Linked DNA regions of Homo sapiens: region 2 is linked to region 1. A link is a loop called in an ENCODE intact Hi-C map of the cell type or tissue named here. Cell type or tissue: CD4-positive, alpha-beta T cell. All regions are shown on one strand. Links, peaks and the distances in the headings refer to the core of each region. The heading gives the core; the rest is flanking DNA.

Evidence for each region. A loop is a pair of places that touch in the nucleus more often than their neighbours do. Peaks named below come from ENCODE experiments on the same cell type or tissue, not always from the same donor. Only the 100,000 strongest peaks of a DNase experiment are listed, where the experiment ranks them.
Region 2: a loop joins it to region 1, with 4 times the contacts of the local background. A loop is called at or near these places in 4 of 110 quality-filtered maps.

The regions. Positions count from the first base shown.
Region 1 is chr2:236,338,125-236,348,277 of GRCh38, forward strand. It overlaps DRC11 (dynein regulatory complex subunit 11), which reads right to left. Exons shown (of 19, transcript NM_024726.5): 16 at 6,433-6,519; 17 at 81-258. All of the region lies in intron 1 of LOC105373945 (a long non-coding RNA gene), which reads left to right. Among named protein-coding and RNA genes, the nearest start is that of IQCA1-AS1, 48 kb to the right of the region's middle. RefSeq lists enhancers at 3,411-4,325, 4,326-5,240. In CD4-positive, alpha-beta T cell, for the core only: CTCF peaks have their summits at 5,632 (motif pointing right) and 5,841; a DNase peak (open chromatin) is centred at 5,627.
Region 2 is chr2:237,567,372-237,577,524 of GRCh38, forward strand. It overlaps RAB17 (RAB17, member RAS oncogene family), which reads right to left. Exons shown (of 6, transcript NM_022449.4): 4 at 9,886-10,011; 5 at 8,016-8,109; 6 at 6,955-7,757. The coding sequence ends at 7,648. Among named protein-coding and RNA genes, the nearest start is that of PRLH, 5.9 kb to the left of the region's middle. RefSeq lists a silencer at 4,722-4,907 and enhancers at 5,501-6,036, 7,155-7,854, 9,253-9,951. In CD4-positive, alpha-beta T cell, for the core only: CTCF peaks have their summits at 4,815 (motif pointing left) and 5,027; a DNase peak (open chromatin) is centred at 4,780.

The DNA of each region.
Region 1 (10,153 bases), core at 4,090-6,589:
AAGGGCCGCCCTCCTGGCAAGCACACAGTGGACAGCCCAGCCTCAGCTATCATGCATGGGAAGGGGCTGGGGGTACTTGCCGTATCTGGAAGCATAGTCTGGTCTGGGCACCAAAATAATTTTCTGGTAAACTTTGCAGAAAGATTGGAGTTCAGCATCGAAGGGACGCCGTGTGGTCCCCACAATCAGAATCCGGTCATCTGGTTTCAGGAGTTTCAGGATTTGGGGAAGGTGTTTTTTCAGGCGTTTAGGTTCATTCTGGGAGAGAGAAAAAAAAATTGGTCCACATATAGAAAAAAAGAATGAAAAAATGAAAGAAAATTTACTTAGGATGCATTGCAGCATCCTTTGTTAAAGTGATTGCAAAGCTCTGACAAACACAATTTCTTAAGGTTTGTCCTGGGATGGGTCTCGGAATGTGCTTCCCAGTATGACCCAGTGGATTTTAATTGTCAGTGTTTCCTTTCCTCAACCTCTGGTGTCCAGATTTAGAGGGTGGGAAGGAAGGAAGCACCTTGGCCCTAGGAATGGGAAGTGGTGGCTGATTTACAAACGGAAGGAAGCTCACTCGGACCTGTAATGAGCTGTGGTGCTCCCATTTTCCTAAGTTGTTTGGAAGCTGGACACAAGACTTCCTTTGCTGATTGCTGGAACAATGAAGAGCCCAGCTCCTGCATCTCATGTCTGAAAAATACCTGGTTACATAAGGCTGTGAAACTTATCTCTCTGAAGCAGTTGGGAAATAGTTTGAACCTGAATTATTTTAGTATAATCTCAGCACTAATGAGGGAGAGGAATGAGCGAGAACAGGCTGGCTGTTCAGCACCCCAGGGAGGACGACTTCCAGCCCGTGGGAGTCAGATCTGACCATGTTGCCATGGGCAACAGCCTGGCTGCAAACGAACCTCGCCCCCAGTGCAGACAGCAAAGAGGAAGCCGGGGAAGGAGAAGCACACCAGGGGCAATGGTGAGAGCCTCTGCAGAGACTTCCCAAGCACAGTCGAGGCCATTTTTGCTCCCATTTGGCTGACGGCTAATGATGTTCCTGCGTCTTTTCATGTGCTTATTGGTCATTTGTGTATCTTATTTGGAAAAATGTGTATTTAGATTGTTGGCCCACTTTAAAAGTTGGGTTATTTGTCTTTTTATTATTGAGTTGTAAGGGTTCTTTGTAGGTTCTATTAATAGATAGAAGTCCCTCAATATTACATGGTTTGCAAACATTTTCTTCTGTTCTGTGGGTTGTCTTTTCACTTTCTTGAGGATGTCCTTTGCAGCAAAAAAGTTTTTAATTTTGATGAGTTGCAATTTTCTTTTTGTGGCCTGTACTTTTGGTGTCATATCTAAGGAACAACTGCCTAATCTAAGGTCACAAAATTTATGCCTATATTTTCTTGTAAGAGTGTTCTAGTTTTAGCCCTTATTTTTAGGTCTTTGATACATTATCAGTTGATTTTTGTATATGGCGTGAGGTAAGGGTCCAACTCTTTCTTTTGCAGGCAGCAATTCAACAGTCCCAGCATTACTTGTTGAAAAGATTATTCTTTCTGAATTGAATTGTCTTTGCACCTTTGTCAAAACGAACTGTAATGTAAGGCTTTATTACTGGATTCCTGATTCTGATCCATTGATCTATGTCTCTTCTTAGGCAAGTCCACACTGTCTTGATTGTTGTAGCTTTGTGGTAAGTTGGAAAATGAAATTGGGACATGTGAGTCCCCCAACTTTATTTTTCTTTTGAAGAATGTTTTGGCTGGATCTCCTGAATTTCTGGATGAATTTTAGGATCAGTTACCAATTTCTGCAAATAAGCTGGCTGAGATTTCATGGGAATTGCATTGAATATGTAGGCCAATTTGGGAATTATTACCATCTTAACAAGATTAAGTCTTTCAACCAATGAATACAAATGTCTTTCCATTTATTTAGGCTTCCTTTAAATTTTTCAGCGTTTTTGTAGTTTTCAGAAAAGTCTTGCACTTCTTGTGTCAAAGAACTTTGTGAGAACAATTTCTTTTATTTTTGAGACAGAGTCTCACTGTGTCATCCAGGCTGCAGTGCAGTTGCACAATCTCTGCTCATTGCAATCACCACCTCCTGGGTTCAAGTGATTCTTGTGCCTCCTGAGTAGCTGGGATTACAGGTGTGCACCACCATGCCCGGCTAATTTTTGTATTTTTAATACAGACAAGGTTTGCCATGTTGGCCATGCTAGTCTCGAACTTCTGACCTTAAGTGATCTGCCCGCTTCGGCCTCCCAAAGTGCTGGGATTACAAGTGTGAGCCACCGTGCCTGGCCCTAAGAACTTTGTGAGAACAATTTCTATAGAGTGGTGGGGGTAGCAAGCCGATGGTGGTGGGTTGAGGGGTGAGTAGGGTGGTGAGAAGAGACTTGCCTTAAAGAACAAAGCAGGTGGTGGGAGTGACTGGGCATTTGGGGTGCACATGTGAGCTGCCCAAAGAACAGTGGAAGTAGGACTGATCTGACAGTCCTGGTGAGGCTGGAGACTGAGAATCCATGGGGGTAGAGACACACCTGCATGGTCTGAGCCCACCCTCAGCAACCCAGTTGCCATGGTGATGGCAGTGTGATCCCTGCCCTTTCTGAGGCAGGAGATGACACTGTTACCTTTCTGTCCTGAAATGGCAGGGACATTTGAAATGAATCAGCCTATCTGGATGACAAACGTTGATTCTGGGCAATGTCCAGAGTGACATCCTTGCTGATGGTGAGGTGCAGTCCCATGAACAGGGGACAGAAATTGGTGTGTCATTCAACTGGTAGTTCCCCTACACTCAGACCACCCCCATTCCAGTGCAGAGCCGTCTGTTATGCACGAGACCTGTGCACTCATCCATCATGCCAGCAAACCACCCCATGATCACCTGGCCACCTCCAAAACCGCCGCCCCTACCGCGGGGCCTGCCAGCCCCTCACAACTGTATTACTTTGGGCAATTTCAAATTAGTGGCTAGCATCCACGCAGCAATTTCAATTTGCTATTCTGCAGTTAGCTCCACAATACAACCGCCACAGCCAGCCCCAAGAAAGCAGCGATTCCTTGGCAGAGGCACTATCGTGATGTCAGGGAGGCGCTTGCTAGATGAAGTAACAAAGGGTAATGGGGCAGAAAATGCAGGAGCAGCCCGTGCGCCTCATTCTTTACCGCCTTCACCTCAGATACAAACAACTGACTGAGCGCACTCGAGGCGCAGGTGGGAGGAGACGCTACTCTCCTAGGAGGAGGAGAAAGGAGCGGGCCTGGTCCAGGCGTCTGCAGGGGGCAGGGGTGTGTTTGTAAAAGTGGCAGGGGTTGGAGTGGAGGTACTTGGAGTTTGGACTTTGCTGAAATTCTAGAGGTGTGAGGGGTTCTTTCAAAGATTGCTGAGGACAGTGTGAGGGGAACAGGAGTGTGTGCAGGAGGACAGAGAATTCCGGAGTAGGGCCCATTTGGTTCTAAGACAAGAGGGCCCCAAAGGCAGGTTTTGGGATGATGTTTGGAGTGGCCCCAGGGCTCAGAGGGCCGCAGGGATGCGGTGTGGTTTAGGTGCACCAGGAGGGCTGACCCAATGGGCAGAAGGCGAAGCTGGTGGTTTCCCCCCCATGTCTTCCAGCCTGTGCTGTGTGTGGTGGGGAGAAGGCCCCATTCTGGCAACCTTGTTTCTGAATCCCAGCATGACCCGAGAGCAGCTGTGCGCCTTCTGGGAGCCTTTGTTCTCTTTTGTGTCACAGGGAAAACAATGCCTTCCTCTCAGGGTTGCCGGGAGTTTCCCTGACATATGTATTGTGCTTGGGAAAGAGGAGGTATTCAACTGATGTCCCCCACCGCCACCGGGGTCCTCCTTTTCCTGTCCGCAACAGTGTCCCTGCGCCCGGGAAGTTTGGCTTCCATGCTCGGGTGGCGTCACTGATCTTCGCCATGCCCCAATCCCCGGGTGAGCTTCCTGCCTCTTATTGCGGGAGGGGCCTCACCCAAAGGCAGAGGGGCCGGAGGGTGCATTCAGTCACTGGATTTTCAAGGGGATTTCCCGGAGTCCCTCAACCCCAGGGCAAGGTCGGCCCTGCTGCCTGTATGGCACCCGTAGCTGGTGGAGTGCCAGCCTCCTGGATGTTCTTCTCTGTGCCTCTGTGCCCTTGGGATCAGGGCAGCCTTTGGGACAGAGGCCGGGGCAGGTGGGAGGAAGGACTAGGCTCCCTAGGTGGCTGAGTGATGCAATGAGGAGCAGGTTACGATGCCTCCTGGGCTCCTCTCACCTGTGGATGCCTCTGCTGCCCTTGGCTTTTGGTCACCTTCAGAATGTGGACGTCCAATGCTCATGGCCACCTGGGGCCCTGGTGGCAGAGGATCTTGGGTGAGACACAGAGTCTCAGAGGCTGGGAAGGACAGCAGGACTGGCCCAGTCATGGCTCTGGAGACGCAGGAAGGCAGCAGGAACTCTGCAGCCCTGCTCCCTGAGGGGCAGGCCCCGCAATGCCATCACTGCACGGTGCAGGCCGAGTGGAGCTGGAGTTCCGTGTAGAGCTGGGCATGCACACGCAATGGTTTCCTCCCCCGCTCCTCTCCTGCTGCAGCATTGGAGCTGGGGGTGGAAATACTGGGGGTGGGAGGTGGAGGATGGCATTCATGCCTCTTGCAGCTCTGAGTCTGGGGTGGCTCAGGTCCCCTCGCCGGCCTTGCAGATGCTCAGGAAGCCAGGGTGCCCTTTGGCTTGCAGTCCCCTAGGACTTATCCCAGGGTGTGACTCCTGGTCCTCAGTGCAGTTGACCTCCCCAACACACGACGGACTCCTCTAATGGGAAGTGAACAGAGAAAACGTCCAGTTCATCCACAGCAAAGACCATGCCTCCAGTGGCCTTCATTTCCTACAGGGACAAAGCTAGGCATGGGCAGGGTTTGCGGGAATCGGGGATGGTGCTGAGAGGTTCGCTCTGTGTCAGGAGCACAAGGGCTGATTCAAGGCAGGGTTCCGCAGGCTCGGCTGCTTCTTCACGGCTTTCAGCTCCCTCCTCAGCGCGCCTCCTTCCCCTCACATCCACTCCCTTTATGCGAGGGTGTCTACAGGGTATATTTCATTCCCTGCCTCCAGCTTTCTCTCAGAGGCCCCCTCTCAGCGCTCCTTCCCCAGTGCTCCTCTGGCTCTCTCAGGAGGAACATTCCCGTTCCCCTTGCTCTCCCAGACTCAGATGTGCAGTGAGCAGGCAGCCGCAAGCACTGATGGCAAGCCCAGGGCACTGTGGGAGAATGCAGGGGGCTGCATGAACTCAGAGGCCGTGCGGGCTGAAATGCTTTCATTTAATAGTAAAGGAAGCGGAGGCTCAGAGAGGTTAAGTTACTTGTTTAAGGACACACAGCCAGCTGTGTGAATGCTGTTCACTGCTGGCCTGAGTTCCAGGCCAGTGTCTTCCACTCCCCAGGCTTATGTCTGGTGGGAGAGGGAGTAGCCCCTGCCCATGAATGAGCCAGGTTTCTGATAACTCCAGGTGTGTGACACGTGAGACGAAACACTGCCCTGCATTTCTCTTAGACGTGGGACCTGGTGGAGAACCCGGTCATTCCTGCCATCCATTTTGCATACCTACTTGTGGACCTTTTCAAGTTTTTCTGCAATGCAGCAACTTCGCCAGCAGAGGGAGTGAACTACAAGAGTCCCAGATTAAATAATAAATGAGTTCTCTGAAGACTTTCTGAAATGACAGGGCAATCAAGGCTCATTTGGGGAAGAAAAGATTGAGCTTCCACTCTTTATCCAAATCATCTCTACCTGCGAAAAGTGATGTATAATACATAAGGATCAAAAGTGATTAAAATCCTTATGAATTTAATCAGAAATTCACAGTTAACCACTATTTGCTTTGGTGCAAATTGATGTGGAATAACAATCTCGTGTATCTGCACATTTTTTTTAACTTGTGGGAAATTTGCTGGTGATTTGTGGGGGGAAGTGGTGGAGGAGGGGGACCATTGAAAGGAGAGAAAAGAAGGAAGGAAGCAATTGAAAAAGGACTCCCTGGAGGCCCGAATGTGGTGCACTTAGCAGTTCTGCTGAGGGTCTTTGTTCATCAATTGTGGGCCTTTTGCTATTTATTATGATGAACAATAGGAAATCCTAATAATAACTCCTATGTGTGCCATTTGCTTTAACTGAGCAGAGTTCTCTAAATTGTTTCTTACCTCTGAATCGTATGTTTGGGTGGAAAATCCCTCTCCCCTTTCTTCCACACTTTCTTTCCTTCTAAACTATGTCTCATAAAGTCAGACCACAGAACCCTTTCAAATACAGTTAGGGCAGACAGAGACCACTACAGAGAGCCCCAGTGTTTCCTTCCTCGCTTGAAAAGGCAAGACCTTCTCAAAAAGTAGAGGTAGGCCTTGGTAAGGGCCTCCTTTGGAGGAAAGAAAAGGCAAAAGTAAGGCATGAGAAAGTCCTCACCATCTTTTCTGCGTTGGGAACTTTTTTGTAGAAGGTTTTTTCTGTGTCTTCAATCCACACCACGGAGGGCTGGAGCTGTCGAGCCACCTGCAGAGGAAAAGGCAGGGCCCTGGTTGTAAATGCACTTCCCTCTCAGGTGTGCAGAGCCCTGGTTGTAAATGCGCTTCCTTCTGGGGTGTGCAGAGCCCTGGTTGTAACTGTGCTTCCCTCTGGGGTGTGCAGAGCCCTGGCTGTGAACGTGCTTCCCTCTGGGGTGTGCAGAGCCCTGGTTGTAAATGCGCTTCCCTCTCAGGTGTGCAGAGCCCTGGTTATAAACGTGCTTCCCTCTGGGGTGTGCAGAGCCCTGGTTGTAAACGTGCTTCTCTCTGGGGTGTGCAGAGCCCTGGTTGTAAATGTGCTTCCCTCTGGGGTGTGCAGAGCCCTGGTTGTAAATGCGCTTCCCTCTGGGGTGTGCAGAGCCCTGGTTGTAAATGTGCTTCCCTCTGGGGTGTGCAGAGCCCTGGCTGTGAACGTGCTTCCCTCTGGGGTGTGCAGAGCCCTGGTTGTAAACGTGCTTCCCTCTGGGGTGTGCAGAGCCCTGGTTGTAAATGCGCTTCCCTCTGGGGTGTGCAGAGCCCTGGCTGTAAACGCGCTTCCCTCTCAGGTGTGCACCTGCTCTCCCCGTGCGGCTCATCAGCTCTGCTGCACAGGCACAGAAATGTGTTCTGCAGCTACAACCTGCCCCACCACGTCCCTTCCTTCACAGCAGGACAAGTCCCCACCCCCCCCAACCGCTCCTCTGTCAGTCCTGTTCTGACAGGCAGGACAAGCTTGAGGACAAACATTCTGCTCTAGGACCTCAACATCCTCTCAGTTTGGCTTGAAAGAAACCCACAGTTTTCTGCTGAAAATGAATGGAGAACTGGGCCACGAGTTTTAATTACCGCCTCTGGCCGTTCCCGGGTTTATTCAAGTTTGCTTACCATGAGAAAAACCGTTTCAGCACTCGGGCCCCCACGAGGCTATTTGTTCATCTCTGTTTGGCTGTGCCTTTGTGGCCTAGGCTCCCCCTGAAAGGTGGCTCCGAGCCCCTCTGGACAAGCAGGGCCTCGCGACAGAGCTGGGATGGGACTTACCCTGGGCCCATGAATAATTGCTGTACACCTAACAATCTCTTCAAAGCACCCCTGTGATAGCGAAGTTCAGGTATTTTTGCAACAATTTGTGCTTTGTGCGAAATTGTGACAGATAAAAGCCATGGTGAATACAGCGTTATGTACTCCTATTTTTATATTTCTTAAAACATCATTAAGGCAGCAGGCATGATTTTAAACCAAGACAGTCATTCAGTGAGTGATGGAAAAATCGCTAGGGACACTCTACTGTGTCTGCCTCCCTGTCATTATGTACGAAGTGGCAAGTCAGGGCTATAAAGCAGATTATGCGCCTTCAAAGGCAGAAGTGGGCACTGATTGAACTGGATCCTTGCGCTGGCCCAACGCCTGGGCCGGCTGCATTCCCAGGCCCCAACACACACGGACATTCAGAGAGAAAAGAGTGCCAGCCAAGCACCATTTGATAGGTATTTTGCAGACCCAGAGTCACAGAATTTAGGAACTCAGAATCCCAAATTTTAATCGTGATCCCTGAGCCAGTGTGGTGTGATAACTGCAGTGAATGAGTTGGCAGACATGTGCCAGGCATCAGCCACCTATGTTGTGCCCAGCATCACACATGGTCAGAGCCAGCACACACCTGGCGCTGCCTCCTCCTGGAGGCCTTAGCACATGTGGAATAAACTGCTCATCTCATCTGAACCCTATGAAGCAGATAACAATGAACCATTGTTATCATCCCTGTTTGCAGACAAGGAAACTGAGGCTTGCAGACATTAATTGATGGCCCTGGTCATACAGGTCCAGTGTGGCAGAAGCAGGACTGGAGGCCAGGCTGGGGGCTACAATCTGTGCTGGCAGCTGAGGCAGCCTATGCGGGTTCCCTCATCTACTCTCACCACGAGCGTGAGGGGCCAGCCCTAGGACCTCTGCTTCGGAGCTGAGAACTGAGACGAGTAGGTGGTTATGTTACAGTGGGGAGCTAGTCGGGCATGAGCAGGGCAGGAGAAGGCTCCTTCCAATACATACACACACCAAGAATGTCAGGTGACCATCCCATGATGGGCAGGTGGTTGTTTTCTGTATTTCTATAATAATCATTGGTCACAGCCAGCACTAGCGAAAGGCAGTCTCCCAATAAACAGAAACACCGGAAGTGGGTGATCAGCAGCTTCCCAATAAGATCTCAGGGGTTGGGCGAGTGGGTTCAACCATGTGCATTAAGAGGCAAAACGGTGGAATTTAACTGGCCTATGACCTTCTAGGGACATTCGACTGGTAAGGGAGGAGCATCTCAAGTGAGCATGCGCACAACTCCAGTGAACACACTGTGCATGCATGCTCCCTCCCAAGTGCTGGCAGGCCACTGTGCATGCGGACAGCCCACCCCAAGGGAAGAATCAGGAGAGAAGGGACGCAAGACCCCAGAAGCATGCTAACATAGAAAACCCAGGCTGGAGTGCAGTGGCACGATCTTGGCTGACTGCAACCTAGAGCACGAGACCTCTCACCCTTCGTTCTGCTGAATGTGGGGGTGATCTGCATTTGTGAGCACTTTATTTTGGCCTTGCCACTAGGATTTTATTTTTTGGCATGATCAGGGAACATTTTTACACTGCTGGTGGGAATGTAAACTCATAGAGCTGCTATGGAAAACGGTGTGGAGATTCCTTAAAGTACTAAAAGTAGAACTACCATTTGATCCAGCAATCCCACTACTGTACCTACCCAGAGGAAAAGATACAAAAATGATTCTTGCACATGCATGTTTATACTTTGCACATGCAGCACAATGCACAATTGCAAAATTGTGGCACCAACCCAAATGCCCATCAACGAGTGGATAAAAAAACTGTGCTATATATATATATATATATGATGGAATACTACTCAGCCATAAAAAGAAATGAATTAACAGCATTTGCAATGACCTGGATGAGATTGGAGACTATTATTCTAAGTGAGGTAACTCAGGAATGGAAAACCAAACATCGTACGTTCTCACTAGGACGCGAAGGCATAAGAATGATACAATGGACTTTGGGAACCTGTGGGGAAGAGTGGGAGGGGGGTGAGGGATGAAAGACTACAAAAAGGGTGCAGTGTATACTGTTCAGGTGATGGATGCACCAAAATCTCACAAATCACCACTAAAGAACTTACTCATGTAACCAAATACCACCTGTACCCCCAATAACTTACGGCAAAAAAAAAAAAATCAAAATCTCAAATCTCAAATCAATGAGTAGGTTATTAACTATAGCACCTGCCAGTGGACTCGAGGAGCTAGTCTATTTCAAAGCCTAGCCAAGAAGACTAGCTGATGAGGAGAAACACCAAGCCGGGCGCTTTGCCCCCGAGCTTTCATCAATGAAACAGACAAAATGCTACAGGATAAAGGAACTCTCTCGTCTTCTCTCTTCATCTTTGATTTTTAAAAGAACGTTTAATAAAATCAGCTCTCTAGTAGATCACAGCAAAGTATTAAGTGATTCTCCAGCTTAAACATTCTGTGCTTCTACAAAGAAAGCTTTTGCATAAAATGTAGATTCGAAGGGGTCTCTGAGCTGGCAATCCGGAGTTCTAGTCAGTGTGCAGGAGAAAGTTGCCACAGGAGGGAAATCCAG
Region 2 (10,153 bases), core at 3,362-5,861, 1.2 Mb after region 1:
GGAAGAAAAGGCTTTGTGACTTGGCAGAGGGCACTTGGCACTGAGTTGGGGCGCTGGGTCTACCCTTGGTCACCGGCAGCCCACAGCCACCCCCACACCCAAGCTGCCCTGAGTGGCTGCCCAGGCTGTCCACTGCAGAAGGCCAGGAGGTGCCACGCGTCATACTCTGCAGGACACTGTCCCCATAGGACGGTAGCACAGCCCCCAGCCTGAGCCCTGGGCAGCCCCTCAACTTCAGTCCTTTTTATTTAGACTATTTTTCAGAGCAGCTTTAGGTTCACAGCAAAATTGAGTAGAAGGTACAGAAAGTTCCCATCCACCCCCTTCCCCCACATCCGCACAGCCTCCCCCATGATCAACACCCCCACCGAGGGTGCTTTTGTCCCAGTCGAGGAACCCACACTGACACATCCCCATCCCCAACCAGCGTATGTCAGAGCCCACTCTCCACGCTGTGCGTCCTGTGGGTTTGCACAAATGTACAACAACACGATGTGGCATCACGCAGAGTCGTTTAACTGTCCTAGAAGTCCTCTGGGCTCCCCCTACTCATCCCTGCACCCCGCAACCCCTACAACTGCTAGTCCTCTCATTGCAGTCTGTCTTGCCTCCCTCTTACTCAGGGAAGATGCATCATGGATTGTTTCTGACCCATGGCAGGGAGACTTGAACCTAGATTGCTCCCACGCCACGTGCGTCCCTTTCAAATCACACGGGGATGTCTCCACATCCTGCCTCAGGTGTAGCTTAGGTTGGCATTGGGGGCACACTTGCACCACCTGGGAGACTGAGTTCATCCCGTGAATCACTGAGCCTCAGTTTCCACAACTGCATGCCACAGAACAGCAACGCTTACCTCATTCCTCAGCTCCGTGGGCGTGGCACCTGCACGCCTGCCGGCACAGGGTGGGTGCTCTGTGAGTGCAAGCCCCTTCCCCAAGGCCCATCCTCCACCCAGCCATGTAACAGGCTTCACCAGCTCCCTCCAACCCAAAGCTTGGCCTGGACTCTTGCTGGACCCTGCCTGCAGATGCTGATCTCAGGAGCCCATCCTGACCACAGCCCTCTTGGCCATCCATGCTCAGAGGGGCCAGTGGCAAGGCCCAGACCACCTACACGGGGCTGAGTTGGGGTGACTGCACCTCCCCAGCTACAGGGGAGCCCCTCCAGCCCTGAGCCACCTCGCCAGGGTAGAGTGAGCCTGCAGGAACAGGAAGGGGGGCAAGGTCTGTTCCGAAGGCAGCAGGGGCTGGGTCAGGCCTTAAAGAGGCCACAGCCCTCAAAAAGTTAAACACGGAGTTATCAAACGACCCAACAATTCGCCCCAGGTGTAGACCCTGGAGAACTGAGGGCAGGTGCTCAGCACATCACAGCAGCGTTTACAGCAGCACCCTTCCAAGTAGCCAAAGGGTGGACATGACCTGAATGCCCATTGCCTTAGTCAGTTCGGGCTGCTCTAATAAGATAGCATAGGCACAGAGGCTCAGCCAGTAAACACTCACTCCTCACAGTTCTGGGGGCAGGAAGTCCAAGATCAAGGTGCTGGCTGATCCGACACCTTGATCCGACACCATCTTCCTGGTTGACAGACACCGTCTTCTCGTTGTATCCTCACATGGCAGAGAGCAGAAACAGGAAGCAAGCTCTCTAGCCTCTTCTTATGAGGGCACTAATTTCATCCATGAGGGTTCCACCTTCATGACCTAATCTCCTCCCAAAGACCCGATCTCCTAATACCACCATAATGGGGGGAGGATTTCAACATATAAATTTGCAGTGGCGGGGACACAAACATTTCATAACACCCATCAACAGAAGAATAGAAAAACACAGCGTGGTCTATCCATGCAATGGAATATTACTCAGCCAGGAAAAGGAATGGACCACTGATACATGCCACAACACGGATGAACCTTGGAAGCATCATGCTAAGTGAAAGAAGCCAGGCACAAGAATTCAAATGTTGTATGATTCTGTTTATATAAAAACGTTGTATGACATTGCATATTCTATGGAAGCAGATTCATGGCTGTCAGGGGATAGGGAAGAGGGGTGGGGGGATGACTGCTTAATGGATATGGGGGTTCCCTTTTGGAGGTGGTGAAACGTCTTAGAACTGGACCACGGCAGTGGCTGAAGAACAGAGTGAATGTACTAGAAGCATATTTTCAGCATCCTTCTCCCACGAATAAGGCCAGTCTCCTACATAGCCATAAAATCATCATACCTGAACAAACCGTTGTAGTAATTTCACAATATCATCTAGTTTTTAGTCTGTACTCAGAAATCCCCACATGCAGCAAGACAGTCTCCTTTTTCCCCCACCGGGCTCCAATCTGCATTCACAGTCCGTTGTTTCTCTTTGATTTCCGACCAGTTAATTTTTTATGTTGTCCTGGTGTTGAATTTTTCAAGCACCCAGATGAGTCGTCTTGGAAAATGCTCCACCTGTGTGATTTGTAAGTTGTTCCCCCAAGGTGATGTCCCTGTTCTTCCGTTCCCTGTACTTCCTGTCATCAGAGAGGGGCATCCAGGATCTTGCCTGGATTCAGGTCGCGCACTGTGGACCCAAAAACTGTGTCCTTCCCACTGCATCATATCTGACCATGGGATCCTGGGCTCCCTCTCTGACAGTGCTATTTGACCCTGTGGTAGAGACAGATCTCTTCATTGTAAGAGGTTTTTTCCCTGTGTGATCAATGTGAAATCTGTGCTGGGGCCAGGGCCCCATGGCCAAATCCTGTTTCCCAGCCAGCTTGCGGCCTGAGATGTCAGTGTCCCCTGACTACCCATGCCAGGCTCAGCTGCTGCACCACCAGTCACCCCCACACCATGGTGATTCTCTAATTCCTTCCACAGTCATTAGTTGGATTCTTCCAGAGAAGATATTTCTTTTTTTCTTTTTTTTCAGAACTTTATAATTTTTGACACTCGAATTGGCCTAAATTTGGCCAGTGGGAGTCCTAAACAGGGAATAAATTTTAAAAAAATTAAAAAGAATAGTTCTGTGAGTCAGCCACTCTGGGAAACGCAGACCCATCAGAAGAATGGGATGGGAACATACTCAAGAGGAAACAAGACAGGGCGGGCACGGTGGCTCACACCTGTAATCCCAGTACTTTGGGATGCCGAGATGGGCGGATCACTTGAGGTCAGGAGTTCGAGACCAGCCTGGTGAAGCCCCATCTCTACTAAAAATGCAAAAATTAGCCAGGTGTGGTGGCGGGCGCCTGTAGTGCCAGCTACTTGGGACTGAAGCAAGAGAATCACTTGAACTTAGGAGGCAGAGTCTGCAGTGAGCTGAGATCCCATCACTGCACTACAGCCTGGGTGACAAGAGCAAAACTCTGTCTCAAAACAAAAAAAAAAAAAAAGAGAAAGAGAGAGAGAAGAAAAGGTTAGCATCACAGGCTGGGATGGCAGGGGCTCCCAGGGCCACTCATCAACATTGCCATGCCTCCGGCATCCACCACCACCCCCCACAGGCAAACAACAGCTCACGAGAAGACCCAGGTCCGAACTCAGGCTAAGCAGGGCTGGAGCTGCTTCCCCAGCAGCAGCCTGGACAGTGGGTACATGGACCAGCTTCTCCCAGGATCTGGGGCCAGTGGGGTCCTGGACCCATTTATCCTGAATCATCTGCGACACAAATGTCTGCAGCCCTGCTGGGGCCTCTCCCTGTGTGCTTGCAGAAATAGGGCCTTCCTGCCTGCTGCCCCACCCCAGCCCCGTTTCGGGACAGGAAGATAAGGTGGTGGAGCACTGACACAGGTGAGTCTTCCACACGCAGGTGTCAGGGGCGGCGGGGGCTGTTTTCAGGAAAGCCTGCCTGTTCTTTAGGTCTCTGGGGAAAAAAAACATGCTTTCCTCCCTTTGTTGGATACACATGTGTTGAGTGCCTGGTGTGTGCCAGACAGTGTAGAGGACCCTGGGAATCCCACAGAAATCAGGACAGACAGAGGCCCTGCCCTCACTGAGGTTCTCAGCCTCACCTATGCTCACCTGGAAGGATTTAGAAATCCCTGGGCAGTCTGATGGAATCAGAACCTCTGGGTGATATGCAGCTGAGGCGCTCCATTTTTTTTTTTTTTTTTTTTGAGATGGGGTCTCATTCTGGTGCCCAGGCTGGAATGCAGTGGCTTGATCATGGCTCACTGCAGCCTCGACCCCCGAGGCCTAAGCAATCCTCCCACCTCAGCCTCCAGGGTAGCCAGGACTACAAGTGTGCACCATCATACCCAGCTAATTTTTTGTTTTGCTTTTTGTAGAAACAGGGTCTCCCTTTGTTGCCCAGGCTGGTCACAAACTCCTGGCCTCAAGTGGTCCTCCCGCTTCGGCCTCCCGAAGTGCCAGGATTACAGGCATGAGCCACCGCACCCTGCCCCGGTGTGGGGCTTTCCGAAGCTCCGCAGGTGACTCCAGCACAGGGTTGAGCCCCACCTGCCTAGTGGTGAGGGAGGAGGGGAAAGGGGCAGTCACAGTCCTGGGAGACCCAGGGTTCCAGGACCACCACAGATCTGTCCACTCTTGGGGAGGCCATGAAATGATTCCTGAAGGAGTCAAAGGACACATTTTAATAATAAATGCTGGCATAGTCACAGGAGGTCGTCAAAACAGAGGGGGAAGCAGGCAGTCAGACCTACAGGCATCCTACAAACTTCCCTTGTATTCTTCCCCTTCTATGTCATCAAGCCGCTCCTCTGCAGCTCCTCTGAGAGCCTCCTGGTTCGCCCTTCAGCAGAGCAAGCACTCCGGACGCCAGGACCGTGGGGCTTGCCTTCCACAATGCTGGAGCGCCATCTGGTGGCCACGGGCAACCTCAGCCTCCTGCCGCCCGCAAGCTGGGTCCCCACCCCGGCTGAGGGCCCGCTGCGGGGGCACAGGGCGCGAGGACACAGCCTAGCACACTAGGGACTCACACTTCATGTTCTTCATCGGCAAGGGAATCATCGCGTGAAAAATGGTCCAACTTTACTCGCAGCCGGAAACTGCAGTGTGGATAGCAATAATACAGTGTCAGATTTCACCTGTGAAATTGTCTAAGAAACGAGGACAGTCCTCGCGAAAATCAAGGGAACAGGCCCTCTAGGAAGCTATTGTTTTCTTTATTTATCCTTTAGCTTTTCTTGGAGATCATGACAGAGGTGTGTGAAATCTGCTCTGCATTTGTCTAGTAAAGATCACGTGAGGAGTTCATTTCAGGTCACACTAGCACCAGGAAAGCCAGACTCCAAGGAAGATCCAAGATGTTTCCTTGTCCCCAAGATTGAAAGCTGGATCTGCCAGGGGCCCAGTGGACCCAGGTGGCTCCTCCAGTTAGGAAAACGAAGCCAGGGATCATGAGGGAGGAGCTATTATGAAGCTGTGGTTGGAACACTGAGAAACCCAGGCTGGCAAGGAGGGGCTGTGCCCACCCTAGGCCCAATGGATGAGCAGAGGGAGCAGCCACCAGAACCTGCAGGAGGAAGAGGCCTCTTGGACAGGGGCAGTGGCTTCTGGCCAGGACACAGCCAGCCTCACCAGACAGGCCCTAGGCAATGGCTGGCCTCTGTGTCCCCTCCCCCATCCCCTGCCAGGGCTCCCCATGGTCTGGGCCCCACTGAAGGTCAAGGCCTGGCATCTCTACACAAAGTGAGTGAGAGCAGAAGGAAGCCCGGAGGAGCCGGGGAAGCCTCAGGCACAGAGCTCTTTCCCCTTCTGTGTGATGAGAAGCTCAGCGTCAAACGGGAGGTATTTTGCTTTCTCCTTCCTTGATCCTTACAGCAGCCAATACAGTGATGCCACTTTTTCCAGGTGGATAACAATGTCTTATTGTTTAAAACTTACACCTGCTTATCATAGGGACAAGGATGAAAACCAATATCACCTTCCAAAAAGTGGCCACCTTTGAAATAACCTTGCCACATCAGGTGTCCAGATAGAGACCCAACAGGAAAACATCATGTGGGGTTTACCTCCCAAAACAGGGTCTGGGTTGCTGCAGTTTGGATATTTGTCCCTTCCAAACCTCATGTTGAAATCTGACCCCCAGGGCCAGACGCAGTGGCTCATGCCCGTCATCCCTGCACTTTGGGAGGTGGAGGCGGGTGGATCACCCGAGGCCAGGAGTTGGAGACCAGCCTGGCCAACATGATGAAACCCCGTCTCTACTAAAAAATACAAAAATTAGATGGGTGTGGTGGCACGTGCCTGTAGTCCCAGCTACTCAGGAGGCTGAGGCAAGAGAATCGCTCGAACCTGGGAGGCAGAAATTGCAGTGAGCTGGGATCGTGCCAGTGCACTCCAGCCTGGATGACAGAGCGACACTCCATCTCCAAAAAAAAAAAAAAAAAAGAAGAAGAACTCTGACCCCCAGTGTGAGAGGTGGGGCCTAATGGAAGGTGTTGGGTCATGGGGGTGGGTCCCTCATAAATGGCTTGGTGCCATCCTAGCAGTAATGATGGAGCTCTTACTCCAAAGCTCCTGTAAGAGTTCCCCCAGAGCTGGTTGTTAAAAAGAGTGGGACCTCCCTGCTACCCTCTCCTACTTCCTCTCCCCGTGTGACCTCTGCACGCCAGCTCTCACTGCCTTCTGCCATGAGTGGAAGCAGCCTGGGGCCTCACCAGAAACAGATACCGGCCCTGTGCATCCTGTGCAGCCTGCAGAACCATGAGCCCAATAAACCTCTTTCTTCATAAATCACCCAGCCTCAGGTATCCCTTTATAGCAACACAAAAACAGACTCAGACATGGGTTTCTCTGTAAAGGGAGGCAGGCAGGATGAAGAAGTGTGGCCATCTGGGAATGCATCCCATCCAGAGAGCTGGGCCAGGCCCACGATAGTCACAGCCTGCCGCATGGGCCTGCTTCCTTATTTACTTAACAGGAGCCCTCCCAGAATCTATACAGAAATACCTACAACCATCCACCAGGCGCAGTGCCCTGCCTTGTCCTCAAAAACTTCTAAAAGCCAGATTGTCAAAAGCAATTTAATTTTTGGAGGAAAAACTGCATACGCAGTACAACTTATATCTCAGGCGAAATGTCTCAGAATCTTCCTGCTCATTGGACAGAAACTCAGCTTCACCACATTGCCAGCCGGGAGACCATGGAAGGGAACTGGCGCCACTGCCCCCAGCTGCCCTTCCCAGGGGCAACTTCACCAAGATGTGGAAATCCTGGGCCCACCCCACAGTCAGTCATCGCTCCATTTCTTCCTGGCACCACCACCTCCATCTGGCCTGCTCCCCAACCCCCCAGAAGCAGGTGGGCCCAGGCTCCAGGCCAGTGCCCCCATCAAGATCAGACGTAAGGCATCTTCCCACCGTCGCTGTGCTGCGGGGACTTTTCCAATCCTTCCTTCCTCTCTGTCCAGAGGCTGCCAGGCTGAGGGGGCCACCGTCCAGGTGGAACAGGCACAGGCATCGGGGAATCAGATGGTATCAGTGGGGATAGGGCACAGCACTTTCCTGGGAGCCATGTGACGCCAGATCTTCCTCTGGCAGTTCCCACTGGCTGTGGGAAGTGGTTTTCATAAAGGGGGCCAACTTCCAGGAACATCTAGGGCTCGGGAGCAACCCAGCATTGACAGTGAATCAGAATCCACCTAGAGCTGGCCATGGCCCAGGCAGGGGGTGTCTTCCCCACAGCCCCCAGGAGTGGCTGCACCTAGTGGGCGCAGCATTTGGCCTGCCTCGCGGGCCCCTTGTTCAGAGCCACAGCTGCATCCCCCCGTAGAGCCTGGCCCTCCTCGTCGCTTCTCTGCAGTAGCTCTTGGGCTGTGAACAGCAAGAGGAGGGGGCTGGCTAGGGAGGGAAGTCGCCCAGCCCAGCACAGCCCTGCAGACCAGCCACCCCAGGACCCGCCCCTCCTGTGTTTACCCTGAACCATAGAACAAGGGCCTCCTGCCCCTCCTGGTCACCATCCAGTCCCTAAAGACATTCTATGGGATACCACGTCACCAGCAACAGGGACCCAGGGAAGTTGGTCAGGGACAAGCACCTCCCCCTTGTCTGGCCCACGGGGACGTGACTCACCCACTGTATTGAACACCTCCGACACCTGGTGGTTCAGTTTGGCCGAAGTTTCCATGAACAGCAACTTCTGGCTGTCGGCAAACTCCTTCCCTTCCTGAAGGAAACAGCCACAAAATCCAGCGCTGTTTATAAGAGAGTTTCCTAAGGACACCTGGTTCACTTCCAACAGTAAGATCCGAGAAAGCTGCAGCCGTGGAGCCCGCACTCCTCCACGTTTCGTGTCCAAGTTGTGTTTCTTGGCACTCCTGAGCAGCCAGGACCAGGGAGGGGCGGGGTGTGCTCCCTGGAAGAGGCTCTTCCTCTAGCTGGCGGGGTGCGGCCTTCCTCCTCCTGCAGGGCCTGGAAAGCCAAGTCCCCACCCCCAGGTTCCCCTCCCATCATGCCTGTTGGCACCTGTGGGCTTTGATGCTGGGCAAAGAACCAACTGAGAACCCAGGAAACATGAGGCAGAGGGAGGCCCCTGGACGGCACCCACCTGGGCCCTTCTTCTGGGGAACCCTCATTTTCCAACACAGCTCTCCTCTGGGGAGAAATGGATGTCCCAGAGCAAAGGCAAACCAGAAAACAGCAGGCTTGCAACGGGTGACCAGGAGAAAGCATTCATGGGAAGGCCACAGCCTTGCCCAGGAGTCGAGGGTGGCCGAGGAATGGGGGCCTTCCTGTGCAGGCCCCTCCCCTGGCCTCCGGGACTCTCCCAGGAAGAGGAGCCTGTGGTGGATCCCAGAGGGCACAGCTCAGGCTCCTGACTGTCCAGCCAGACATGGAGCTGGCAGCAGGTGTGGCCGGCCATGCCCCCAGCTCTCGCACCATCCACCATCGTGAGTGCACTCCTCCTGTCCTGGCCCGGAGATCCCTCGGCCGGCCCTGCATTTGTCCCCACTGAGCTCCCCAGCCAGCTCCCCAGACAGACGCTCCAAACCCACCCTGGCCGCCCACTGCCCCTCCAAGCCTTGAGTAACCTCGTGCCCATGTTTTTGTGCCTGCCCAAGCACACAGCCCATGTAGTCACTCTCAGAGGGCACAGCTCTGCTGCCAGGATCCTCTCTCCCCCACCCCAACTTGCAACGAGGGCTCAGACTGACGCTGTCTCCCTTTGCTCCCCTTGCTCTCCCCCGAGATTCTCCAAAATCTTCACCCCACTTCTCCATCTCTCCACAGCCTCCATTGAAGCTGGGGCCTTTTCTCTTTGGGAGGCGCGCCCGTCGGTCTAAGCCCTGAGTTGGGTCTTCCCCTGCGCCAGCCTCTAGTGTGTGTGGGGTCTCCCCATCAGCCACTTGTCTGCAGCTGTTTACACGGTCTTCGTCCTAAATGTGGTGGGGGAGGTGGGATGCCGTGGAAGAGAAACAACAGCGACACCTGGGTGACCGCTGCCTCTGCCTGTAAGGAGGACTGACAAAACTCGAGTGAAGGAGGCTACATTTGCACAGAAGCCCCTTCTGGGAACAGAGTAGGGAAGGGAGCCCTGCTGAGGAACTAGATCACTTTTCTCGTTCAAGCCGAGCCCACCCTGCAGCTGCCGCCCTGCCCTTCCCTCTGCCGGCCACTGGGCTTGAACTGCCATTGCACTGGGCCTGAGTTTTTCAGGAAAGACCGGAAATCTTTGACTAAAAGAGAAACTCAGGTGGAAAGCTGTGTGTGTGTGCGTGTGTGTGTGTTCACTTGTAAATGTGTGTGGGTGCAAGTGAGAGTGAATGTGGGGGGTGTGCATGTGTGTAAATGCATGTGGGCGTGTAGAGGTGTGTGTGCACATGTGTAAGTGTGTGCGTGTGTGGGTGTGCGTGTATGAAAGTGTGAGTGCCAAGGTCTTGACACAGGCGGGCAGGGCTCTCTCCTGCTGTGGAAGAGCAGAGCAGGGTCTCCTGGGCGGTACCTGGAAGGTCACCTCCCGCTCCTGGCTGAGGTCCGTCTTGTTGCCCACCAGCATCACCAGGACTTCTCCTGGGTGCAGCTCCTCCTCCAGGTCCTTCAGCCACTGCTGAGCCTTGAGGAAGGAATCCTAGAAAAGAAGAAAAAAAGTAACATCAAACAAAACTTATAGGTGGTCATTAGCTATTCCGGGAGGGGGAAGCCAGTGTTGCTGATCACGTTGTGTAAAATGTCACAGAATCCAACTGGCCATGGGCGCACCTGCAGGGCTG